Regions from separate parts of the Homo sapiens genome. Here regions 2 and 3 are each linked to region 1. Evidence: chromatin loops called from intact Hi-C (ENCODE). Cell type or tissue: Caco-2. All regions are shown on one strand.

Region 1 (8,000 bases):
CATTCCAACCCTTCTTCATCAACTTGGAAGCTTTTACTTTCTGCTGGGGTTATTTTTTCCTGCCTGTCTCAGAATTCTCCAATTTCTTTAATAACCTGGAGTTCAGCATGACATATCTCAAGCCTTTTAACCAGCTTGCTTTAAAGAACAGTCTGTCTGGGCACAGTGGCTCATGTCTGTAATCCCAATACTTTGGGAGGCCGATGTAGGTGGATCACTTGAGGTCAGGAGTTCGAGACCAGTCTGGCCAACATGGTGAAACTTCGTCTCTACTAAAAATACAAAAATTAGCTGGGCGTGGTGGTGGGCGCCTGTAATCCCAGCTAATGCGGAGGCTGAAGCAGGAGAATAGCTTGAACCCGGGAGGTGGAGGTTGCAGTGAGCTGAGATCACACCATTGTACTGCAACCTGAGCAACAGAGCCAGACTCGGTCTCAAAAAAAAAAAAAAAAAAAAAAAAAAAAAGAACACAGTCCGGAAGATGAATTTTGCATCTGCCTTACAGGTCATTGAAACTATTCCCTCAGCGCATGTGTGCTTGAGAATCAAGAACAGCAAGCTTCATGTCTTCCTCAAGGAAACTCTGCTCCTGTCTTATGACATTCCTGGGAAGAGCTGCTTTATACAGTTCTTTTTATGTTGTGTATCCAGCCCCACCCCAGTCCCAAGCCTGATAATCTACCACGGAAAGATAGCAGTTACTAAGGTGGCTTGTTATCACAGGTCTGATACACTCCCTCATCATCTCACAGATGCGCACCTGATTCTTGACGTTGGGTAATCCACACGATGACCAGCAATACTACCTTGCTCACATACCTCCCTGTGTTGCATATTCCACACCTCTATCATGACTGCTGTCTGTAAAGGACACATGTCCAGCTTTATAGTCAGAGATGATGCCATTAATAATTCCAAAGAGAAAAATCTTTTGAATTGGCTCTACTAATTCTAAAATCATTAAAATGTCATTGTTCCTAAGGAAAATGGTCTAAGATCTATCCTCAGTTGCTGTACTCACAAATGACCAAATAAGTCTGAATTCGTATCTCCACCTGCAACAACGTTTCTTGTTATGTTTTCAGAATACCCGTGAAGTTACCAGCCTAGGGGTGACTTTAAGGGTGGAGTGTGTGCATGTGGGGAGAAGAGGTTTGTCCATAGAACTTCTTTTTAAAATGCATTTATAAATCGTGGTCTAGGGTGCCCCAAATCTTACTATTAGTGCTATATGATGAGAGCATTGACAAGAAAATGGGTTTTTGTGGACTGGCATGGGAGTTAGGCTCTCGCTTTTACTTTACGTGGGCGAGGCACAGTGGCTCATACCTATAGTCCCAATGCTTTGGGAGGCCAAGGCAGGAGGCTCTCTTGAGCCCAGGAGCTTGAAACCAGTTTGGGCAACAAAAACAAGATCCCATCCCTACGAAAAATTTAAAAATTAGCTGGGCATGGTGACACACCTGTAGTCCCAGCTACTCAGGATGCTGACGCAGGAGGATCGCTTGAGCCCAGGGAGTCGAGGCTGCAGTGAGCAGTGATCAATCCACTGCACTCCAGCCTGGGCAACAGAGCAAGACCATGTCTAAAAGCAAACAAACAAACGAAAAAACCCCATAAACATGTAACAGGAGCGTCATCAGCCCTTTGACGCTAGTATGTAGTGTGTTCTGCAATAGTTTAGAACTTACACAAATATAGGCCTTTCTCAAACAACCAAGTGGTATTTTCTGAGTTTGTATAGTGGAGAAGATATAGGCGTTAAAAGACATGTTTACTTTTTTAATAAGCAGTTCAATTGTTTTTCTTATTCACGTAACTCAGGATCAACAGTAACTTCATCTAATGTGCCATCAGAGCAGTCGCAAATTGAATGAAAGTGATGGCCACCACAAAATCCTTTTTCTCCTGAACTCTCCATAAAGTCTCCTTTCTTTGCACATCTTTGTGCTAAAATAATTAGCTACTTGTAAAGACAGTACACATAGCAACACTACACATTCACATATTTTTCCCACATCTGTTGTCTTATTTAAGCGCAACTTATTTGGAATCAGAATTGAATTCAAATTGGGACTAAGGCAGTAAGTAACTATGACCTCGAGGAAGTCACTTAAGCTCTCTGGGTCTCAGTTTTCTCACTTGTACAATGAGATTAATAATAAAAATTATGGCTGAGCAAGTGGCTATGCCTGTACTCCTAGTACTTTGGGAGGCCGAGGAAGGTGGATTGCTTGAACTCAGGAGTTTGAGACCAGCCTGGGCAACATGGTGAAACCCCATCTCTGCCAAAATACAAAAATTAGCTGAGTGTGGTAATGCACACTTGTGGTCCCAGCTACTTGGGAGGCTGAGGTGGAAGGACCACCTGAGCGGGGGACGTTGAAACTGTAGTGAGCTGTGATCATGCTTCTGCACTCCAGCCTGGGTGACAGAGCTTGACTCTATCTTGGGGGGGAAGAAATTACCTCACTGGATAGTACAGATTAAATAAGCTAATATTTGCAAATTTCCTTGCACAGAGTATGCATTCAATAAATGGTAGATTAATCTCCAATAACTGTCCCAAGCTTTGTAAGTCTGCCAGATGGTTTTAATTATCCCTGCCTGGATAGATGAGTTTAAGTGACTTATCCAGGGTTAAACAATTCATTAATGGCAGCACTAGTGCTTCTGATTCCAGGGACCCACCCCAGCCCATCACCCCCAGTCAACTTTATAGACTTTTATAGAATGAGATGCTGTGTCCAGCACAAGAAGAGAATTCTCCTTGGTGAAGGTAAGAGCCACAGGATGCGAAAGACCATGAGTGACCATGGGCTTCGGTACTGGAAACTCCTCAGGTTTTCCTAAGCAAAGGATAGCTGGACCAGATGTATCTGCAACAATCACATTTCCCTGGTGATCAAAGGTCACAGCGGAGGCAGTTATTTTGGAGGGAAAGTAGAGGCTCAGCCCAAAGGTATCCACTTGGCCGACAAGCTGCATACTTGAGCTAAACACTTTCACCCTGGTGCTGCAAACCCCAGTCCCCAGGGCCAGGGGGTGCTCCAGGACCGCAATGGCCCCGGTGAGCCAAGACACTGCCACCCCTCGGGGATTGCACAGATGAGCTTGCAACCTTTCAGTTCTCCGAAGGACCCCTTCCGCGAAGTCGACGTCCAGGAGGTGCAGGGACCCTGCCTCCGCATCAGTTACCACAATCCCATTCTGAGGGGTGGTCTCCACACCCCAAGGTAAGGAGAATTGGCCTCCAATGACAAGCTTGATCTGGCCAAAAAAATCAAACACTTTGATGGAGCGATCGCCGGCGTCAGTGACAACCACATGGCAGTCGTTGGTGATGGTGACATCCACAGGGTACCTAATGTCTTGGGCAGCGTCCCCCTTCTCTCCAAACTGATGCGCGCATCCTCCCCCTGAGTCAAAAATCTTGACACGCCTCCTGCCGTCGTGCACCACCACGACACGCCCCGTCTTGGGACAAAGCGCCAGTCCGGTGGGGTTGACCAGGGTCCCCCAGCCGCCGAAGGTGTGGTGGCAGGTGAGGGCTCCGGGGGCGCTGGGGGCGGCGCGATGGGCGGCCGGGGACTGGCGAAGCGCTGAGCCCAGGAGCTCTATGAGGTGCAGCACCGGCAGGCAGTCGCTGGTGTCGCAGCCCCGGCAAGCTCGCCTGCAGAATGGGCACTCGAGGGCCAGAGTGCGCGGGTGCGCCAGGGCGGCCACGCAGGCCAGGCAGACCACGTGGCCGCAGGACAGGTTGCGCGGGCGCCGCTGCTGCCGGTGGCCAAACTTCTCAAAGCACACCTTGCACTCGAGCAGGCTGATCTCCGCCTCGCGCATGAGCTCATGCAGCGCTGGCCCGCTCTCCGAGGCTTCGGCCGCCATGGCGCGTCCTGTGCACTCCCGCCGCGCCGCCTGGCCGTGCCCCAGCGACGCTCTCGGTCACGGTCACAGTCATGGTCACGGGGTGGGACGTGCGCCCTGACGTCGAGCGCCGCGGGCCTCTGCACTGCGATCTGCTGCCCCTTGGTGGGCACGCGCGGCACTGTTTCCTGAGGGCCTGATGGTGGACGTTTGCAAGACAAATCCACATGCGCGTTGTGTAGACCTGTAATCGTCACAGCAGTCATGGATGGATTGTGTACACTTTCAGATGAGGAAACACACCTATTGAGGACAACAGGATTGCTCCCTGTCACCCAGCCTGTAAGCGGCAAAACAAGAACTAGAACCCAATCTTCCAGCCCGGGTGCCTAGCAGTGTCTCCAATCCGCAGCGCCGGGTGCTACGGCTGTCCGGGCATAAAACATGGTCCCTTAGCTCATGATGCTTATGATCTGAACCGGAAAACACGAACACACTAGAGAAGATAAACTCCAAGGGAGGTGAGGCAGATGTGTACATTTCTTTTGTGTCTTCTGTCATACTCATAGTTAAGTCAATGTTAGATGAATACATACTTGTAAAATGAATTTGTGCATGAATGAATGTTATAGAACAACAACAACAACAAAAAAAAATCAACGAGGTGAATGAGTGTCAGATGGGGCAACCATGCTGGAAGTGTCTTGCAGAGTAATTAATATGAAATAAGAAAGCTGTTAGTTAATAATAATTACCATAGAACTTCATTTTTTTGTTTTTTAAGACAAAGTCTCACTCTGTCACCCAGGCTGGAGTGCAGGGGCACGATCACAGCTCACTGCAGCCTCCATCTCCCAGGCTCAAGCAATCCTCCCACTTCAGTAGCTGGGACTACAGGCATGCACCATCACACTAGGCTAATTTTTTAATTTTTTTGTAGAGAGGAGGTCTCACTATGTTGCCTAGGCTGGTCTTGAACTTGTGAAAATTGTTCACATTCCTCCCCACCCCTTGGCCTCCCAAAGTGCTGGTGTGAGCCACTGTGCCCAGCCTATGGAATTCACATATGCCTGCCCCATTGTGTTAGGTTGGTGAAAAGGATTCGCAGTGTTTGCCATCACTTTTAATGGCAAAACCGTGATTACTTTTGCAGCAAATTAATAAATAATTTACATAGATTATCTTGTTTAAACCTCATAGCAATCCTACAAAAATATGTTATTTTTATTGTCTTTTTTTCTGATAGAATTCATAGAAATCAAATATCTTGCCCAGGGTCACATGGCTAGGAAGTGGCTGGCCTGGAATTTGAAGCCAGGCAGTTTGACTTCAGAGTTACCTATTTTAGTCATTTTCAAACTTCTTTGCACATGGTAAACACCTGGGTCGCACCCGAAAAGTTTAATTGGCCCATGGTGTGGTCTGGACAGCTGGGATTTATAAAAGCTCCCCAGGTGATTATAATGTACAGCCAAGTTTGAGAAACACTGCATTATAATAATTCCCTCAAATGACACTAAGTTCAGTTTTTCCAATCTCAGTTAAGACCAAAAACAAAGAGAATTTGCCATATGTTGGAAAATCTTCAAACAAGGGATAGCATAATCTGTGTGAAGAATCCATTGTGGTATTATAATCTCTCATTTTTCTTTTTCTTTCTTTTTTTTTTTTTTCTTTTTGAGACAGAGTCTTGCTCTGTCACCAGGCTGGAGTGCAGTGGCGCGATCTCGGCTCACTGCAGCCTCCACCTCCTGGGTTCAGGCGGTTCTCCCACCTCAGCCTCCTGAGTAGCTGGGATTACAGGCACCCGTGACCATGCCTGGCTAAGTTTTGTATTTTTAGTAGAGATGAGGTTTCACCATGTTGGCCAGGCTGGTCTCAAACTTCTGACCTTTCGCGTCAGCCTCCCAAAGTGCTAGGATTACAGGCATGAGCCACCGTGCCTGGCCCTAAACTCTTATTTTTAAGGGGTTCTCCCTCAAATGTCTTATGTGAACATTGTGCTTAACAAAACCTTGTATTAGAGAATTTCTTTTCCTTTAGAGATCATAATCATGAACATTCACCTTCTGATTTGCTAGATTTCTGAGAAAACACAATATTTTATCCCCTGTTGAGGCCCCTGGAAAGAGCTTTAATGTAAGACAAGAAAGAACATTTTCTAATCAAATGTCATTTGACTCAAAGATTGCGTACTGGGACACAATAACCAACTTAATAATTTCTGACTACATTTCCATCCCAAATAAACAACCAACTAAAATCACATTATTTATGCAATCACACCATTGCATAATTGATTAATAACAAATATGTCTTGAATCTCACTCTGACATTTGGCATTTCCTATGACTATCATTTCCTCCTCCATGGCTGGGCCTCCATGGATTTACCCTGTGCTTCCCTCCGATATTCCTTCTATAGAGGGTCCTGGACTAGCATGCCCATCTTTTCCTGCTTCCACCTAGAACAAGCCCTGAGAGTTGTGGGGGCAAAGGGCTTGAAGAGCAGAACGTCTAGTTTCCAAAGTGGTCAATGGCTGCCCTATGAAAAAGTACCATACTATAGTGGAAGGAGAGTGGGGACCCAGCTCAGGATGGTTCCAGCAGAGAAGAGAGCACAGGGGGAGCATGAGTTAGGGGGAGTCAGTGCTTAGACAGGTGGGCTCCTGGTTGTGCAGGTGGGGCAAATGTGCCAGACACATGCAGTTTAGAAGGAATCCCAGAACAAGTTTAATGATCCAATTACAACTCAGACTACCTGACAATGATGTAAGGGAAAGGAAGATGAACAAGCCACACAGAATGGGCTTTGCTTCCAGCCTTGCCCTCCTCCCAGGGGCGTCTCTGACCACCACTCTAATTTTTAAGCTCCATGTTCTTGGCATCTCAGGGGTGAGGGATGTGGTGGCAAGAGGAAGAATGGCTGTTTTTGAATTTTTTGAGTAAGTCCATACAAAAATGAGTGGAGATGTATGTTTGGAAATGGGGATCTAGAGATTTGAGTGCATCTCAAGTTCAATGCAATTGAGTGTTCCTCAGGGTGCCACCTTCAGTCTTTTTCTCTTAGCTTCCTACCTGTTTCCCTGAGCAATGCCATCTTCACTTCCTCGTGGTTTAAATGACCAGTTATAAGCTGACAGCTCCCTGCCTGTACCCCTAAGACAGCCATACCATATGAAGTTCAATGTTCAGTCCCTACCCCTACAACCTGTGATGCCTGAGAAAAGGATTATCTTCAATAATCAATAAACCTTTATCTGCTAGCACACCCAATAGTACTTAAATTGCTGAATGAATGCTGACTCTAATAGCAGGAGAAAGACTAAATAATAATTGTACTGCCACATTACAACATTATACAGCTATTTAAAAATCTTGCTTTTGAAAAATATTTAGTGACACTGTTACCAGTAGAAGGTTTGACTACAAGTTGTCCAGGTTCTTGGCTTTTTGAACAAAGAATTGGACAAAATGCACAGCAAAGCAGAGAAAGAATGAAGTAACAAAAGCAGAGATTTATTGAAAATGAAAGTGCTCCACAGGGTGGGACCTGGCTGAGCAGTGGCTCAAGGGCCCTGGTTACAGAATCTTCTGGGGTCCAAATACTGCCTAGAGGTTTCCCACTGGCCACTTGGTATTCATCCCATGCAAATAAAGTAGTGGCCCGCAATCAGTCTGATTGGTTGCTTTTGCTTGCTGCAACCAATGAGAGGCCGAAGTGAAGTTACAAAAGTTACACTCCTATGCAAACGTTTGATTGGTTGCAGATGTTTCTGCCACGCAGAAAAGGCTAGGGGCGGTGGGGTGGTGGAGGTTACAAAGGGAGTAGCCTCTGGTCCTTTTGTTACTTAGGCATGGAAAGTTGAGGTTTTCCTTTCAATTTAGTTCTAGGAAGTCAGCATGAATCAGCCTTAGGTTCCCTGCCTCAAGACCCTATTCTCCTGCCTCAACTCCAGGAAGGGTGAATGAAATAGAAAGAAAGATAGTGGAGATACAATACTGTATCGTAATGTGATCACAACAACCTTGTGAAAACATTCACATGTATGAGCAGACAAAAAAGATGAGAAGAAAATACATCACCATCATAGCAGTAATTATCTCCAGTGATAGGACTTGATTGCTTTTCTT
Region 2 (8,000 bases), 290 kb before region 1:
AACACTACCAAAAAAAATCCCCAATCAACAATGATTAGTTATTGTTTTTAACACAGGAAATTGGACTTGACAGTAGAATACTTTGAGTTTCAATTGTGACTTGACCACGGGGAAGCCATTTCACTCTCTGAGCCTCAGTTTCTTTGTTGGCAAAACCAGAATAATATTATCTATTTCACCTATTTAGATTTCTTTTAGGATCATCTGAGTTAACAGTGAAAGTGTTTTGAAAACAGTTACATAAATTTAAGAACCATTAAAAAGCAGTTTCATTGACAGTAATATTTTAAAATATTCAACTTTGAAAATGCTAAAAATTTTGAATTTCTAATACTGATATTACATACAGTATTAATGCCTGTGGGTCATACCATGTACAAACGTGTGATTTTTTTTTTTTTGACATGGTGTCTCACTCTGTCACCCAGGCTGGAGTGCAGTGGTGCAATCTCAGCTCATTGCAACCTCTGCCTCCTGGGTTCAAGCCATTCTCTTGCCTCAGCCTCCTGAGTAGTTGGGATTACAGGTATGCGCCACCACGTCTGGCTAATTTTTATTTTTAGTACAGATGGGGGTTTCACCATGTTCGCCAGCCTGGTCTTGAACTCCTGGCCTCAAGTGATCCGCCCGCCTTGGTCTCCCAAAGTTCTGGGATTACTGGCGTGAGACTGAGAACATTTTAAACTACAAACATAAACATACAACCCTTAGCCCTCAGGGCTATAATATCATTACATGTCTCATAGACTCCGGAAAACTCCACCAATACATGCGTGATAAAATGAGAGAGCAGAGCCAAACAACATGTTCGTGTTTATATTAAAGTAGTTTTGACCTCACAGGCCTCATGAAAGGTTCTCAGAGACCCCAGATCACACTTTTAGAACTGCTTGCTTACACTGCAAAGTGAGAAATAGGACATCTGATTGACACTGATAGCGTCCAATACAGTAAACACACTGCACCTGGCCTCATGTGATTTTAAGTACCTGAACCTCAGACATACGAGGACTGTGACTATTGGTGATTCAGCCACTGCTTATCCCATTTTTTTCTATTGCTCTTAAAATAGTTTAATAACTATAATAATACCTCCCTATTTGACAGAGAAAGTATAAGGATTGGTCTTTCAAAATCAGGATTTCAGAGACAATTCCTTACCCCTACTCATTGCCTAAATGAACAGATCTTAAGTTTGTTGGGGGACTCTCAATAACTCAGGGGCTATTTGTACCAAATTTACACCTCTAGGAAAAGTAGAAGGTGAGGCTCCTTGCTTCAATTTTGGCTTATTCTCCATTGCATTTTATGTATTTACTAGGCAGATCAGAATCCTTAACAAGGTGTCTCACTGTTCTCAAGCAGGCAATACCTTCGCATTTAGAGATTCAGGTGTGTGGACAGCATATGTAAGCTGCCTTCAAGGCCCCAGGTCCCCAATCCTTGAAAGTTCGTTTCTGTAACTCAGAAAGTGTGTGTATGTGTGAGATTAAAAATGCCCTGATGGTTGGCTGAATGCCTTATGTCAGTCACAGTGTCCTAAATCAATGTCAATCAGATATCTTATTTCTCACTTTGCAGAGTAAGCAAGCAGTTCTAAAAGTGTGATCTGAGAACCCCCGGGGTCTCTGAGAACCTTTCAGGAGGCCTATGAAGTCAAAACTACTTCAATAGAAACATGAACATGTTGTTTGCCTTTGCTCTCTCATTTTATCATGTGTGTGTGTATTGGTGGAATTTTCCAGAGTCTATGAGACATGTAATGATGTTATAGCCCTGAGGGCTAAGGGTTGTACGTTTATGTTTGTAGTTTAAAATGTTCTCAGTCTTAGGGTCCAATACAGTAAACACGGATATAACCCAGACACATGAAAGTTCTTTGGAGTCCTTGATACTTTTTTTAAGAGTGTAAATGGGTTCTGAAGTCAGAAAATTTGAGAAATGCTACAGTAAGCTATCCAACGTGGCATGTCCTGCGACCACAGTGGCAACAGGGCGGCCCCATCCCACCTCTACACCTGAAGGGTGATTATGGGACCAAAAGTTATTTCCTGAGGATGTGGGTTTACAAGGGATAGACCTAGAAGAACATTGTTGTCTATTTAATCTAGGACGAGGGTCTCCTTTAGGCTTGTGTTGATCTTGAGATCTCCTTGGAATTACTCAGAAGCATAACTAAGAACCTCCAGAGCTTCTCAGGAGCTTTGTGGAAGAACACAGATATTCCCAGAATCCTCACCATCTCACACCTAGAGCCTTCTCATAAAGCTAGGCATCACCTCGACACCTACTGTTGCCCACTTATGCCACTCTGAAGCCTGGACTCACAGGAGATCAGCCCCAACTGCACAGCCCCAGATGATACAAAATAGCTGTTTTTCCTTCTCAGTGGTGATCGGAGGGCACTATCCATCTTAGTTTTACTGAGGGCTAAGCTGGATACAAAAAGCAACATCACAGAGACAGGCACCCAGATTCAACTACGAACTGTATAGGAATGAATCTTGATTGCATATGTATTTATATGTTCTCCTACCTTTAAATAATAAACCAGAAGTTCGTTAAGAGCAGGGTCTGCATTCAGATTGACTAAGTAGCATTTGTCATCCCCCACCTTGATACCGGACATCTCCAGGGAAATCCCCATGCTTTCAAGTTGTCGTTGTCTTTCCTGTGCACAAAAACAGACAAAAGAAGGAAACTCTGTTTGTTGTTCTATTCACAAGATGTATCCACGGAAAGAGTAAGTCACTGTTTCTGGGGACAATGCCAATGGGATTACACATGCTACTCTGCTCAACCACATTAACAGAGAGTCTACAGTGCATGACATCTTGTGGCAGGCGTGATAGGGGCACCAAGGATGAACCAGACACCATTTTGGCTCTTAAGGAGCTTAGAATCTAGTAGAGGGAACAAGACCACATAACTAGAGCACAAAAGAGGAGAGTGTTGTGCTATTGAAGGGTACAAAATGCCAGGGGCTTCCCAGGAGAGACATCATGATGGGTTAAGAGACCAAGAAAGGCTGCAGAAAGAGGATATATTTGAGATAGTTCTTGAAGCATAAGAATAATTTCAACAGAAATATAAAGATAGGGTGTTCTTGGGGCATGGCATACGGAAGCACACTAAAGAAAGGTTCTGGACATACTAGATGATTTCAGGGGCCAAGAACCCCTGGCAAATATCAGAAAGCAGTGAGAGTTAAGGCTGGAAGAGAAGGTTGGGTCTCTACTGCGGAAGGCCTTGTATTCACTCATTCATTCATTCATTCAAGATATATTTATTAGAGTCTACAATGTAGTAGGTATTGATCTCGGGCTGGGAATACAGCACTGAACCCAATGAAGTCCCGTCTTTCATGAAAAGTTATATTCTGGTGGGAGGAGACAGGCCATAAGAAAACAGTTAAGTCAATATGGTACATAGAATTTCCAATGGTGTTAAGTACTATGGAGAAACATAAAGCAATGTTAAGCGGGACAGTGAGTGAGGTGTAGGGGTATGTGTGGGTGTGAACGATATCTATAAGAAACACATCAGCAGAAGGCTGGACTGGGTTCCAGTGACTGCTGTTAAGCTACGTGATTGGGATGGTCCAATATTTCCAAATGATCAATGAGATTAAAAATGTTCGTGAAATATATAATGTAGAGAAATTCATAATGCACATAACCCCGAGAATTAGTCCTTCCTTTATATTTTAACTTAAGTAAAAGTTAAAATATAAACATACAGCATTTCCTAACAAGCCCAAAGAATCAAATACATTGAAAAATTATGATATGCTATACGTTACAAATTCTCTGTCAATTAGGTAGCCTCTTGGGAGGCTAAGGCGGGTGGATCACCTGAGGTCAGGAGTTTGAGACCAGCCTGGCCAACATGGTGAATCCCTGACTCTACCAAAAGATACAAAAATTGGCCAGTTGTGGTGGCACACACCTATAGTCCTAGCTATTTGGGAGGCTGAGGCAGGAGAATAGCTTGAACTGGGGAGGCGGAGGTTGCAGTGAGCCAAGATTGCGCCACTGCATTCCAGCCTGGGTGACAAAGCAAGACTCCATCTCAATAAAAAATTAAATAAATAAAAATAAAATAAAATAAAATAAAAATCAGGTAGCCTCATGCTTTGCCAGGTGATCTAAAAATCACAAAACAAGGCTGGGCACAGTGGCTCACACTTGTAATCCTAGCACTTTGGGAGGCTAAGGTGGGTGGATTGCCTGAGCTCAGGAGTTTGAGATCAGCTGGGGCAACACGGTGAAACCCCATCTCTACTAAAGTACAAAAATAATTAGCCAGGAGTGGTGGCGCAAGCCTCTAGTCCCAGCTGCTCGGGAGGCTGAGGCAGAAGAATCGCTTGTACCCAGGAGGCGGAGGTTGCAGTGAGCCGAGATTGCGCCACTGCACTCCAGCCTGGGCGACAGAGAGAGACTCTGTCTGCAAAAAAAAAAAAAAAAAAAAAAAAAAAAATCACAAGGCAGACTTTCGTTTAAATGTGAAGAGCAGGAAATATGAATGACATTTTCTGTAACCATGCTTGTTCAAATTTAGTGCTATCTAACACGTCTAGCAAATATACAGGCCAAACTGTACATTGATAAAAAGACCTGACGTCAATGTCTAAAAGTGATCTTTGCTGGGCGAGGCACAGTGGCTCATGCCTGTAACCCCAGCACTCTGGGAAGCTGAGGCAGAAGAATCACTTGAGCTCAGAGTTTGAGACCAGCCCGGGCAACAAAATAAGACCACAGCTCTACACAAAATAGATAAAATTAGCTGGGCATGGTAGCACATGCCTGTGGTCCCAGCTACTTGGGGGGACTGAGGGAGGAGAATCACTTGAGCCCAGGATGTTGAGGCTGCAAGAGAGCTGTGATTGAGCTGCTGTACTCCAGCCTGGGTGACAGAGGGAGACCTTGTCTTCAAAAAAAAAAAAAAAAAAAAAAGTGATCTTTGCAATCTCTGGTTCAGCAGAAAAGGGCCCTTAAAAGACTTTCTGAGGCTGGGTGCAGTGGCTCATGCCTGTAATCCCAGCACTTTGGGAGGCTGCGGCTGGCAGATCACCTGAGGTCAGGAGTTTGAGACCAGCCTGGCCAACATGGTGAAACCCCATCTCTACTAAAAATATAAAAATTAGCCAGGCATGGTAGTAGGCACCTGTAATCCCAGCTACTCGGGAGGCTACGGCATGCGAACTGCTTGAGCCCGGGAGGTGGAGGTTGCAGTGAGTCGAGATCACGCCACTGCACCCCAGCCTGGGCGACAGAGTGAGACTCCGTCTCAAAAAAAAAAAAAAAAAAGACTTTCTGAAGATGACAGCAAACTACACAGAAAAGACAATAAGTGAAAAAGAATCCCAATATTTTAGGGCTAAATTATCAAGCTACCTGTGCTATCTCTTCTGTTTTTCTCAGCTTCTCTTCCCAAGTCACTGTTAGTTCTTTTATCAGCTTTTCAGACTCTTCGAGCTTCTCCTTCAGTTCAGGGGCCTTCATGGCCTTTAAAATGAAATCAGAGATATCTGATGTTCAAAATTTTTCCACCATCATATACAAGACAATCAGTTACTGTCCCTCTTAAGCAGTTATCAATAGTCTGTTGGAAAAAATTAAGTTATATGCTGTTAGGGTGGGTTTTTAACCTTTATTAATCAAACGAATGTAAGAGAACATGGCTGTTCCCTGAAAAAGAAATACCAGTGTCCTGAATGAAAATGAAACAAATCATTAGTCATTTTATCCATTATACTTAAATTTCACATTTAAAGCCCTAAAAGATGCTAACGTTCAACTTTGAAATAGATAAGCAGGACAAAAGGTTACTTAAGCAGACTTCTTTTTCAATAAGACGGAGGTTAACACTCATCATCAATAAATGAATTCCAGTTAAATTAATCTGCTAGAAAAGGTAAAGACTTCTCATGTATTTTAAATTTTGAATCTGGGCCTTTAGACTACCTTTCTCCACTGATGGTCATGCATTTTGTTATTTATCATTATCATTCACCCAGAAGCAGCACAGCTGGCTAAAAAGGCAGTGGTTTCCCTTCTAGTTTGTTCAGGGAGAGTAACTAAGAGGTTTCAATACAGATACTTGCAGCTTAACAAAATTTTGAGGGGAGAGGCCTTTACTTGTCAATAATATGCTTTGACACCTTAAAGTAACATGAGCCTCTACAAAGTTAAAACTCTATGAACAAGAAAGATGGCAGAGCTTGGACAAGAAGCTGGGATGTGATGATCTGGAAGCTAGCTGAGTATGCCTGAGGCTCATGGTATTAACAGAGCCTGACAGTGGCATTTAGTGCTGAGTACAGTGGGACATATATGAAAATTATAGGCCAGGCCAATGGCTCCTGCCTGTAACCCCAACAGTTTGGGAGGCTGAGGTGGGTGAATCACTTGAGACCAGCCTGGCTAACATGGCGAAACCCTGTCTCTACTAAAAATACAAAAAAAATTCACTGGGTATAATGGCGCATGCCTGTCTGTAATCCTAGCTACTTGGGAGGCTGAGGCAAAAGAATCACTTGAACCCAGGAGACAGAGGTTGCAGTGAGCCAAGATGGTGCCACTGCACTCCAGCCCGGGCAACAGAGAGACTCTGTCCACCCGCCCCCGCCAAAAAAAAAAAAAAAAAAAAAAAAAAAAAAAAAAAAAAAAAAAAGAAACAGAAAAAGAAAATTCTAGGTGGACCTATGTGGCTGGCTCTTCTTCTGTTTCCTTCAGCCAGGTATTGCTTGAGCCATCTCGCCCAGATTATGTGGTCACAGTAAAAATGCAAATAAGTAGATAATCCACCTATAAACACATTGCAGAACCATTATACTTTCCTCCTAGCATCATGACTATTTTCAAGGTTTATCAGCATTTTTATTTTTCTGGTGTTTTGCTACCCTTCTTACAATCTATCTGAAAATTATACTTTATGCACTGAATGATTATAAATTATAATAAAAATCAGCAACATTTATTGAGAACTTACTATGTGCAAGGTATTGTGGTAAGTGCTTTCTAGTATCAATGTTAGGCTAGGGGTTGGGGATAAAAAAATCAATAAAACACAGCATCTTGTACTTTAAGAGCCACAGCCTGGAAGAAGAGAAAGATATATAAACAAACAATTACAATGTAATGCCAAGATCACCAATTAATAGAGTATTCAGACTCTTGGCTTCACCTTTTTGTTTTTTCAGTCTTCTATTGATTACTTTTTGATAAAATATGCTGATGGATAGAAGTATTAACATAGTGCCTGGCATGTAAATGCTCCATAAATAATGGCCATTAACTGTGTTTTTCTTTCTTTCTTTTTTTCTTACAACTTAGTACTCTCCCAACTACAGTGGGGTCAGAAGAGAGTGGTGAAGGAATGTGAACTTAGAAGTGTCAGATACACTCCCAAGTCCTGGCATGTGGAACCCTGTGACTTAAACTAAGGCACTTGGCCTCCAAAGCTGTCCTCTTAAATATTTCAAATAAGACAGTGCCTCACCCAATAATTTGCAAAAAGCAACACCTATTTAGAAGAGTATATCATTATTAAAGTTTCAGTAAAGCCAAAGAAAGAAGATAACAATGCAAAAAGATTTTGTTTCTTGTCAGGGCCTGATATAAATGGAAAAGAAAAAGATTTCTGAATTATTCCTAATGTTTAATTATCTTTGATCACGCCGTTTCCACAGCTTAACAAGGAGATAACACCTAACTAAATTCTCTGAAAATTGCAAGGCCCTGTGGAAATAATAGTTTATAATGTTAATATAAACAACATACTTTCCCACTGAAAGTTCAAAGGCCAACTGATTTAGGGAAGCAAATGATCAGGTAGTAGCAGGAATTATCTCTTATTTGTTTGTTTCCATGACTATAAGTTCCTAGGACAGAGTATGGTATTACTCATGTTGGTCCTCACAATGCTTAGCATTTGGCAGATGCCAATAAACACTGAAGTGCTGAACCACATTGAGATGATGTATTAGTCAGTTCTCA
Region 3 (8,000 bases), 540 kb before region 1:
TCGATTTCTCGCGGGGCTTTAGCTGCCTCCCTGACGATCGCCGCCCCCTGCTCCACGGCGCCCAGTCCCATAGACCGCCCAAGGGCTGAGGAGTGCGGGCGCACGGCTCCGGACAGGCAGGGAACTCCACTTGCGCCCCCGGTGCAGGATCCACTGGGTGAAGCCAGCTGGGCTCCTGAGTCTGGTGGGGACTTGGAGAATCTTTATGTCTAGCTAAGGGATTGTAAATACAGCAATCAGCACTCTGTATCTAGCTCAAGGTTTGTAAACACACCAATCAGCACTCTGTGTCTAGCTCAGGGTTTGTGAATGCACCAATGGGCACTCTGTATCTAGTTAATCTGGGGGGGACTTGGAGAATCTTTATGTCTAGCTAAGGGATTGTGAATGCACCAATCGGCAGTTTGTATCTAGCTCAGGGTTTGTAAATACACCAGTCCACACTCTGTATCTAGCTAATCTAGTGGGGACCTGTAGAACTTTTGTGTCTAGCTCAAGGATTGTAAATGCACCAATCAGCACCCTGTCAAAACGGACCAATCAGCTGTCTGTAAAACAGACCAATCGGCTCTCTGTAAAATGGACCAATCAGCAGGATGTGGGCGAGGCCAGATAAGAGACTAAAAGCAGGCTGCCCGAGCCAGCAGTGGTAACGGGCTAGGGGCTGGTTCTATACTATGGAAGCTTGTGTTCTTTTGCTTTTTGCTATAAATCTTGTTATTGTTTATTGTTTGGGTCCACACTGCCTTTGTGAACTGTAACAGTCATTGCGAAGATCTGTAGTTTTACTTCTGAAGCCATCCTAGACCACGAACCCACCGGGAGGAACAGATAACTCCAGACAGGCCGCCTTAGGAGCTGTAAAGCTCACCGCAAAAACATGCAGCTTCACTCCTGAGCCAGTGAGACCACTGAACCCACCAGAAGGAAAAAACTCCAAACATATCAGAACATCAGAAAGAACAAACTCTAGACATGCTGCCCTTAAGAACTGTAATACTGCTAGGGTGTGTGGCTTCATTCTTGAAGTCGGTGAGACCGAGAACTCACAAATGTCAGACACAATCCGGTGCAGACTTGATACCTGTTTTATGAAGGGGCAGCTGAGGAGACTCTGGCGTTTCCCATGGCCTACGAAAAGCCCTAGGAAGGAGTCGAGCCTGAGAACAATGATCATATTAATTTGAAGGGGGCGGGGCGGTTCTGGGGTGCACTTTAAGAGGTATGCACCACTTAGTAAACTAATTAAAGCCTATTGTGAATGACAGGGATTGTCAATGAGGCAGGTCAGATTCTGATTTGATGGGCAACCCATCAATGAAATAGATAACACCTACACAGTTGGAGGATGAAGATACAATCGATATGCTCCAACAGCAGACAGGAGGTGTTTCCTGAAGAGAGAACCTGGTTCTTCACTCCAGAACTGTTAACTTTAAAGACCAAGATTACATTCGCAATTAGAAAACCGATTTGGTTCCACCACATCGTGAGTACTATAATATAGCTTTCTCTATTCTTTCATTTCCCCCTTCCCCATTTCTTTATTGTACATAACGTAACTGGTGTATGTGCACAAGCATATTCCTTTTTTTTTTTAACCAAGCAGCCAATGGTATGTTTCGATTGACATCAAGTGGTGACGGGATGGGGAAAAACACTGAGGCTGTGGAAATACCCCATTTTCTCCATTAGTGGCATGCTCAGTCGGCTCTTACGTTTATATTCCAGTAAGTTATTTTGCTCTCACTATTTTAACAAAAAAATAAAAAAAATCCTTGCATACCTTGTTCAGTTGGAGAATTTTAATGTTTTTCATTTACCATTGTAAAACCAAGGACAATTTTATACTTTTTTGTACGTAGCTGTTACGTGTAGGGCAATCTGTCTTTAGGGATAAATTACTCTAAAACAAAGAATCCTAGTTTTCCCTTCAAGTTAAGCATCTTGTTTAAACTCCTTGTTTTAAATGAAAAAAAGTATTATCATTCTGGTTTCTAATTTTTGAATTTTTGATGGCTGTCTCATTTATTTTCTTTGTTTTGCTTTTGTAGATAATCCTACAGGAAATACGCTTGACTTGTATTGCTCTATTCTAGTGCTCATATTTCTGTAAGGTAGATTTCTAAAAGGATTAAGGATTCACAAGGCTCAGATATTCTGAATTTGGGTGGATGCTGCCTAATTATCCTTCGAAAAATGTCTAAGCCTATACTTCCACAAATGACTGAACCTGTTTTTCTCCAAACCTCGTCAACTCTGGATACCACCTCTCTTAGTCATTTTTCCAGTCTGATGTGCAAAAACATGACATGGCCTATTTAAGTGCATAAAATTGATCAAGAGTGAGGACAGTCTATTGAATAAAAAAGATAAGTTCTCATGGTTAGTAAGAATAAAATGAGCCAGGATATTAAACATGGAAGAGTATATAGGCCTGTGAAAAGAGGGAAAATGAAGAAACCAGGAGAATTGTGGAATTTTTTGAGTGCAAGAAGAAGGGGGGCCTCTGTTTGCAGGAAAATAGAATAGGAATAATACAAAAATTTTTAATTAAAAAATAGAGAAAGGGGAGCCAGAGTAAGTGGGAATTTGATGAGGTTTAGTTGAGGTTTCAGTTAATGTCCTACGTGTGTACAGCTTCAGACTGGCCAGGCATTGGGTCTCCACTTCATGTCAATGATAAGATGATGTAATAGAGTAAGTCTTAACGAGGAGGGTAAGATCAGCGATCAGGTTGGTGGGCTCCACCTTGCAGGGAGGTCAGGAGGAGGTATGGGATGAGTGCTGGGTGACACAGGCAAGGGTCAAATTCTAAGGGAAGAAATTGCGTTAGGCACAGAAGGCCTAAACTGACGTGCTCAGGAGCGTCTGTGGCTGTTCCCTCTGGATTCATTGTTTCCAGGTCTAAAAAAGGAAGGAGCAGCAGAAGCAACTCAATGTTTTTTTATATTTGTTTGTACCAACACTATATTTTACAAATATTTACGTTTGTCTTTCATAATAGCCTTCTATTGCTGACTGGACCAAAGCCAAACTCAGCCTCCCTCCCTGACCTTTCTGCATGATGTCACCCTTTCTAGCATCTACCCACGGCACTCTCTTGTTGGCTTCCTTCCTCTCGTATGTCACAGTCATTTTCTTCACACACTCGACTTATTTTCAGTTTTTTAATCTCATGCTATCCCTACCCAAAGCAATGCTTTCTCTTGGCCCCAATCTCATATTTCACAAGTAAAATCCAATCCTAATCTAAAATAGTCTTTCCTTTTGCCAGAATATCATGGGCGATGTACTTCTATGAGCATATATCTCAGAGCTGCTCCACAGTCTTCTATTAGTATAAAGCGGAGAAGGCTGAACAGATTACTTTAAGGCCCTCAGCTCTGAAGTTGGGTTTTGGAGCCTGTGGTGTTCTTAGCTTTGGAAATTCCTCCACCTACTGGTTGCCTAAAATCCTGTCTGTTCACATTATATAATGAGGTTCGCAGTTGTTTTATGAGATCGGCCTATTTTTAAGAGTAACACGGGCCTCTTGTGAATGATGACACATTTCTAAGTCATTTCGAATTCCTAAAATAAAATTAAAAATGTGCTATAAAGAAAATATTTTCTTATAATAGAAAATGTTTTCAAGCAGATGACAAATTTCTTAATGCTTTTGAACAACCATTAGGGGGCAGAAAATCATTACACAGTATAGCAATTCAATCCACGTTAGGCTGGAGAAGAGAAAGCCTATTTTATGTGTATTTCCAAAAGTTAGTACCAAAATCAAGTTATTTTTCAGTGTAATCATTGATTTGGTGCTTGGGTATCTTATTTACAAAAGAAGCCTTCCGTAGTGGCTTTATTTTTTACAACTTGCTTCCTATCAGTGTATCAAATCAGATGAACCTTACTCTGAAGGAAACACTTTAGAGACCAATGTGACATCTTGGGGCAGGGTTGCCATATATGACTAGTAAGAATAGTTGAAATATGTTGATAAACTAAAAGTAAGTTTATCTCACTAAAAATTAGAGAAATTCATAACAAAACAATAGATTTATGGCTGCCCAAGTTTCAGGAACTCTCTTTTCAGTCACCCTATCAAACGATGGGTTCAAGCGTGGTTAAAAATAGTTCGCTACTTCTTTAACAGCTTCTCTTCCCCCAAAAAACAACTCCTTAAAGATTAGAATGCAATTATTTCTACTTCTCACTTCCATTCCCCCATCAGCCAGCCTTTCACCTCTCACCCCATGAAACTTCCCAATGAATGCCACCCTTGACTTCCTAATGGCCGAATCCAGGTTCTCTAATTGGAAGGATGATAAACAAGCACTTGCTAATTTAAGTTTAAGAGAAATTTATTAAAAGTATATCACAAGCTGGATACAGTGGCTCACGCCTGTAATCCCAACACTTTGGGAGGCTGAGGTGGGTGGATCGCTTAAGCCCGGGAGGTCGACACCAAACTGGCCAAAATGGAGAAACTCCGTCTCTACAAAAAAAACACACAAAAATATAGCCAGGCATAGTGGCACTTACCTGTAATCCCAGACACTTGAGAGGCTGAGGTGGGAGGATCACCGGAGCCTGGGGAGGTCAAAGTTGCAGTGAGCCATGATCATGCCACTGCACTCCAACCTGGGAAGCAGAGCGAGACCCCATCTCAAAAAATAAAATAATAGGCCAGGCATGGTGGCTCACGCCTGTAATCCCAGCACTTTGTGAGGCCAAGGCGGGCAGATCACGAGGTCAGGAGTTCGAGACCATCCTGGCCAACATGGTGAAACCCATCTCTACTAAAAATACAAAAATTACCCAGACGTTGTGGCAGGCGCCTGTAATCCCAGCTACTTGGGAGGCTGAGGCAGGAGAATCGCTTGAAACTGGAAGGCAGCGGTTGCAGTGAGCAGAGGTTGTGCCACTGCACTTCAGCCTGGGCAACAAGAGTGAAACTCCGCCTCAAAATCAATCAACCAATCACAGCTCCTGAAATTAAAGGAAGCATAGGTAGCAAGAGTTAATCAACACTCTTATCAGATAAGGGCCCTCTGCTGGCACTACATTTATTCCATCCTTGGATCACTTGGCTCAAGTTTCCAAGTCCTCATAAGTCAGTCCAATCTGCTGAGCTCGGGCCACATACCCACCTGGTGGCTTGGAGTGAGCAGTGCAGAATGCCCTGAGAGTCTTAGCACAGGTGCACACATTGGGGGAAGAGTTAAGTGGAAATTCTCTCTCTCCAAAAGAAGGGGGGAAAAAAGAGGTAGTGTGGTCAAAAGAGAAAATGTCCACCACAGTTTTCATCCTTCCTGATTTCTTTGTGGTTTTCACACCAGATGTAACTCCTGTGATGGTTAATTCTATGTGTCAACATGACTGGCCAAGGGGCACCCAGATTAAACGTTGTGTCTGAGTGTGTCTGCGAGGGTGTTTCCAGATGAGGTTAGCATTTGAATTGGTGAATTCAGTAAAGCAGGTTGGCCGCCTCAATGTGTGTGGGCATCATCCAATCTGTTGGGAGCCTGAACAGAACAAGAAGTGGAGGAAGGAGGAATTCTTCCATTTTTTGTTTCCTGCTTGCCTGCTTGAGCTGGTACATTGGTCTTCTGACCTTGGACTGGGAATCACACCCATATATATACACATATACATACACATGCACACCCATATATATATATATACATACGCACACCCATATATTTACACATATACATATGCACACCCATATATATACACATATACATACACACGCACACCCATATATATACACATACGCACACCCATATATATACACATATACATACACACCCATATATACACATACACACGCACACCCATATATATACACATACACGCACACCCATATATATACACATACACGCACACCCATATATATACACATACGCACACCTATATATACACATATACATACACGCACACCCATATATATACACATATACATACACACGCACACCCATATATACACATATACATACACACGCACACCCATATATACACACACACGCACACTCATATACACACACATACACACGCACACCCATATATATACGTATATACATACACACGCACACCCATATATATACACATATACATACACATGCACACCCATATATATACATATACACACTCGCACACCCATATATATACACATATACATACGCACACCCATATATACACATATACATACACTCGCACACCCATATATACACACATATACATACACACGCACACCCATATATATACACACATACACACGCACACCCATATATATACACATATACATACACGCACACCCATATACACACACACACACACACACACACACTGTATTGGTTCTGGTTCTCTGGAAAACCCTAACATGACTCCTTTCTTATGGAAAGTCTCTCTTCCCACTCAATCCTACTTTCCTACCGACCTCACTAACTATTCCTTCTCCATCTCTGTTTTTTTTTCTCTGTTCTTGGCTTTCTTTTCTTGTTTCATTGTTTTCCATCTACTTGTCATTTCAAGGGCCATCTGTATGCCTATGACTCTCTCAATCTGTATTCTTTTTTATTTTAAAACTTTTTTTGCTTTTGCTTTTTTTCTCTTCTTTATTTCTGAATGATCAATCTGTATCTTTACAGATGCAACATATTCAACAGCTGGTGTCCCTTGGATGGCCCACCAGCACCCCACTGCCCCACTTCCACCCTCTTGCTCTCCCTTCCTCTGCCTTCTTCATTTCCATGAACGGCATCACAATCCACTCACCCAGTCATCCAAGCCACAGACTCTCTCCAAATACATTCAGTCATCAAATTCTGCAGACTGAGGCATGGTGAGGCAGTTCACCCCTGTAATTCCAGCATTTTGGAAGGCTGAGGTGGGTGGGTCGCTTGAGCCTAGGACTTTGAGACCAGCCTGGGCAAAATAGGGAGACCCTGACTCTTAAAAAAAAGAAAACAGTCTGCAGATTGTGCTTCCTTAATTTCACTCAAATGTCTCCTCTCCTTTATATTCCCATTGCTATTGTCTTGCTTCAAGTTCTCTTCATCTTATCTAGGGTGTAGTCTCCCAACCGGAGTCCACATCTTCAATTTTACACCATTTCAATCCATCTTCCACACTGTTCCCAGAGAGAGATTTCTGAAAAAACAAATATGACCAGATTTATCTCCCTCGTTAAAGCCCTTTATAACTTCTGCTGTCTACAGGATAAAGTGCAAACTCCCTCACATGGGACCAAAGCCCTATATAAACCAACCCCTCCCTACTTTTCCAGATTTGTCTCTATTCAGATCTACCTCACACCGTAAGTATCAGCTTGGCTATTTCCGTGAACTTTGCCCATGTTGCCCTTCCCCTGAAATCGGCTTCCCTCCGATGTTCTCTCTGTCTCTCTTTTTTTTTTTTAAATTAGAGATGGGGTCTTGCTCTGTCACCCAGGCCGGAGTGTAGTGGTGTGACCATAGCTCACTGTAACTTCAGACTCCTGGGTTCAAGCAATCCACCTGCCTCTGCTTCTCAAGTAGCTAGGACTACAGCTGTGTACCACTCCACTAGCTAATTTGTTAAAAAATTTTCATAGAGATGGGGTCATGCTATGTTGCCCTGACTAGTCTCTAGCTCCTGGGCTCAAGCAATCTTCCTGCCTCAGCCTCCCAAAGCTCTGGAATTACAGGTGTGAGCCACCACACCTAGCCATCTACCATGTTCTTTTTTGTTGTTGTTGTTGAGACGGAGTCTCACTCTGTTACCCAGGCTGGAGTGCAGCGGCGCGATCTCGGCTCACTGCAAGCTCCGCCTCCCGGGTTCATGCCATTCTCCTGCCTCAGCCTCCCGAGTAGCTGGGACTACAGGCACCTGCCACCATGCTCGGCTAATTTTTTTGTATTTTTAGTAGAGACGGGGTTTCACCGTGTTAGCCAGGATGGTCTCGATCTCCTGACCTCGTGATCCGCCTGCCTCGGCCTCCCAAAGTGCTGGGATTACAGGCGTGAGCC

Evidence for each region. Hi-C counts contacts between places; a loop is a spot of excess contacts. Peaks named below come from ENCODE experiments on the same cell type or tissue, not always from the same donor. Only the 100,000 strongest peaks of a DNase experiment are listed, where the experiment ranks them.
Region 2: it touches region 1 in a loop (4-fold over the local background); 63 of 110 quality-filtered maps call a loop at or near these places.
Region 3: it touches region 1 in a loop (3-fold over the local background); 17 of 110 quality-filtered maps call a loop at or near these places.

Annotation. Positions count from the first base shown.
Region 1 is chr6:18,118,719-18,126,718 of GRCh38, forward strand. It overlaps NHLRC1 (NHL repeat containing E3 ubiquitin protein ligase 1), which reads right to left and starts at 3,959. Exons shown (of 1, transcript NM_198586.3): 1 at 1,722-3,959. The coding sequence starts at 3,888. The coding sequence ends at 2,701. In Caco-2, a CTCF peak has its summit at 4,043 (motif pointing left); a DNase peak (open chromatin) is centred at 4,003; H3K4me3 peaks cover 1,149 bases; H3K27me3 peaks cover 156 bases.
Region 2 is chr6:17,828,565-17,836,564 of GRCh38, forward strand. KIF13A (kinesin family member 13A) reads right to left here. Exons shown (of 39, transcript NM_022113.6): 12 at 5,397-5,507; 13 at 2,537-2,671. Among named protein-coding and RNA genes, the nearest start is that of NUP153-AS1, 130 kb to the left of the region's middle. In Caco-2, no CTCF peak of the experiment used is centred here; no DNase peak of the experiment used is centred here.
Region 3 is chr6:17,580,908-17,588,907 of GRCh38, forward strand. LOC102724591 (a long non-coding RNA gene) reads right to left here. Exons shown (of 5, transcript XR_007059485.1): 4 at 6,769-7,143; 5 at 4,884-4,980. It also overlaps the pseudogene SUMO2P13. Among named protein-coding and RNA genes, the nearest start is that of FAM8A1, 15 kb to the right of the region's middle. In Caco-2, a CTCF peak has its summit at 3,511; DNase peaks (open chromatin) are centred at 564 and 5,034; H3K4me3 peaks cover 345 bases.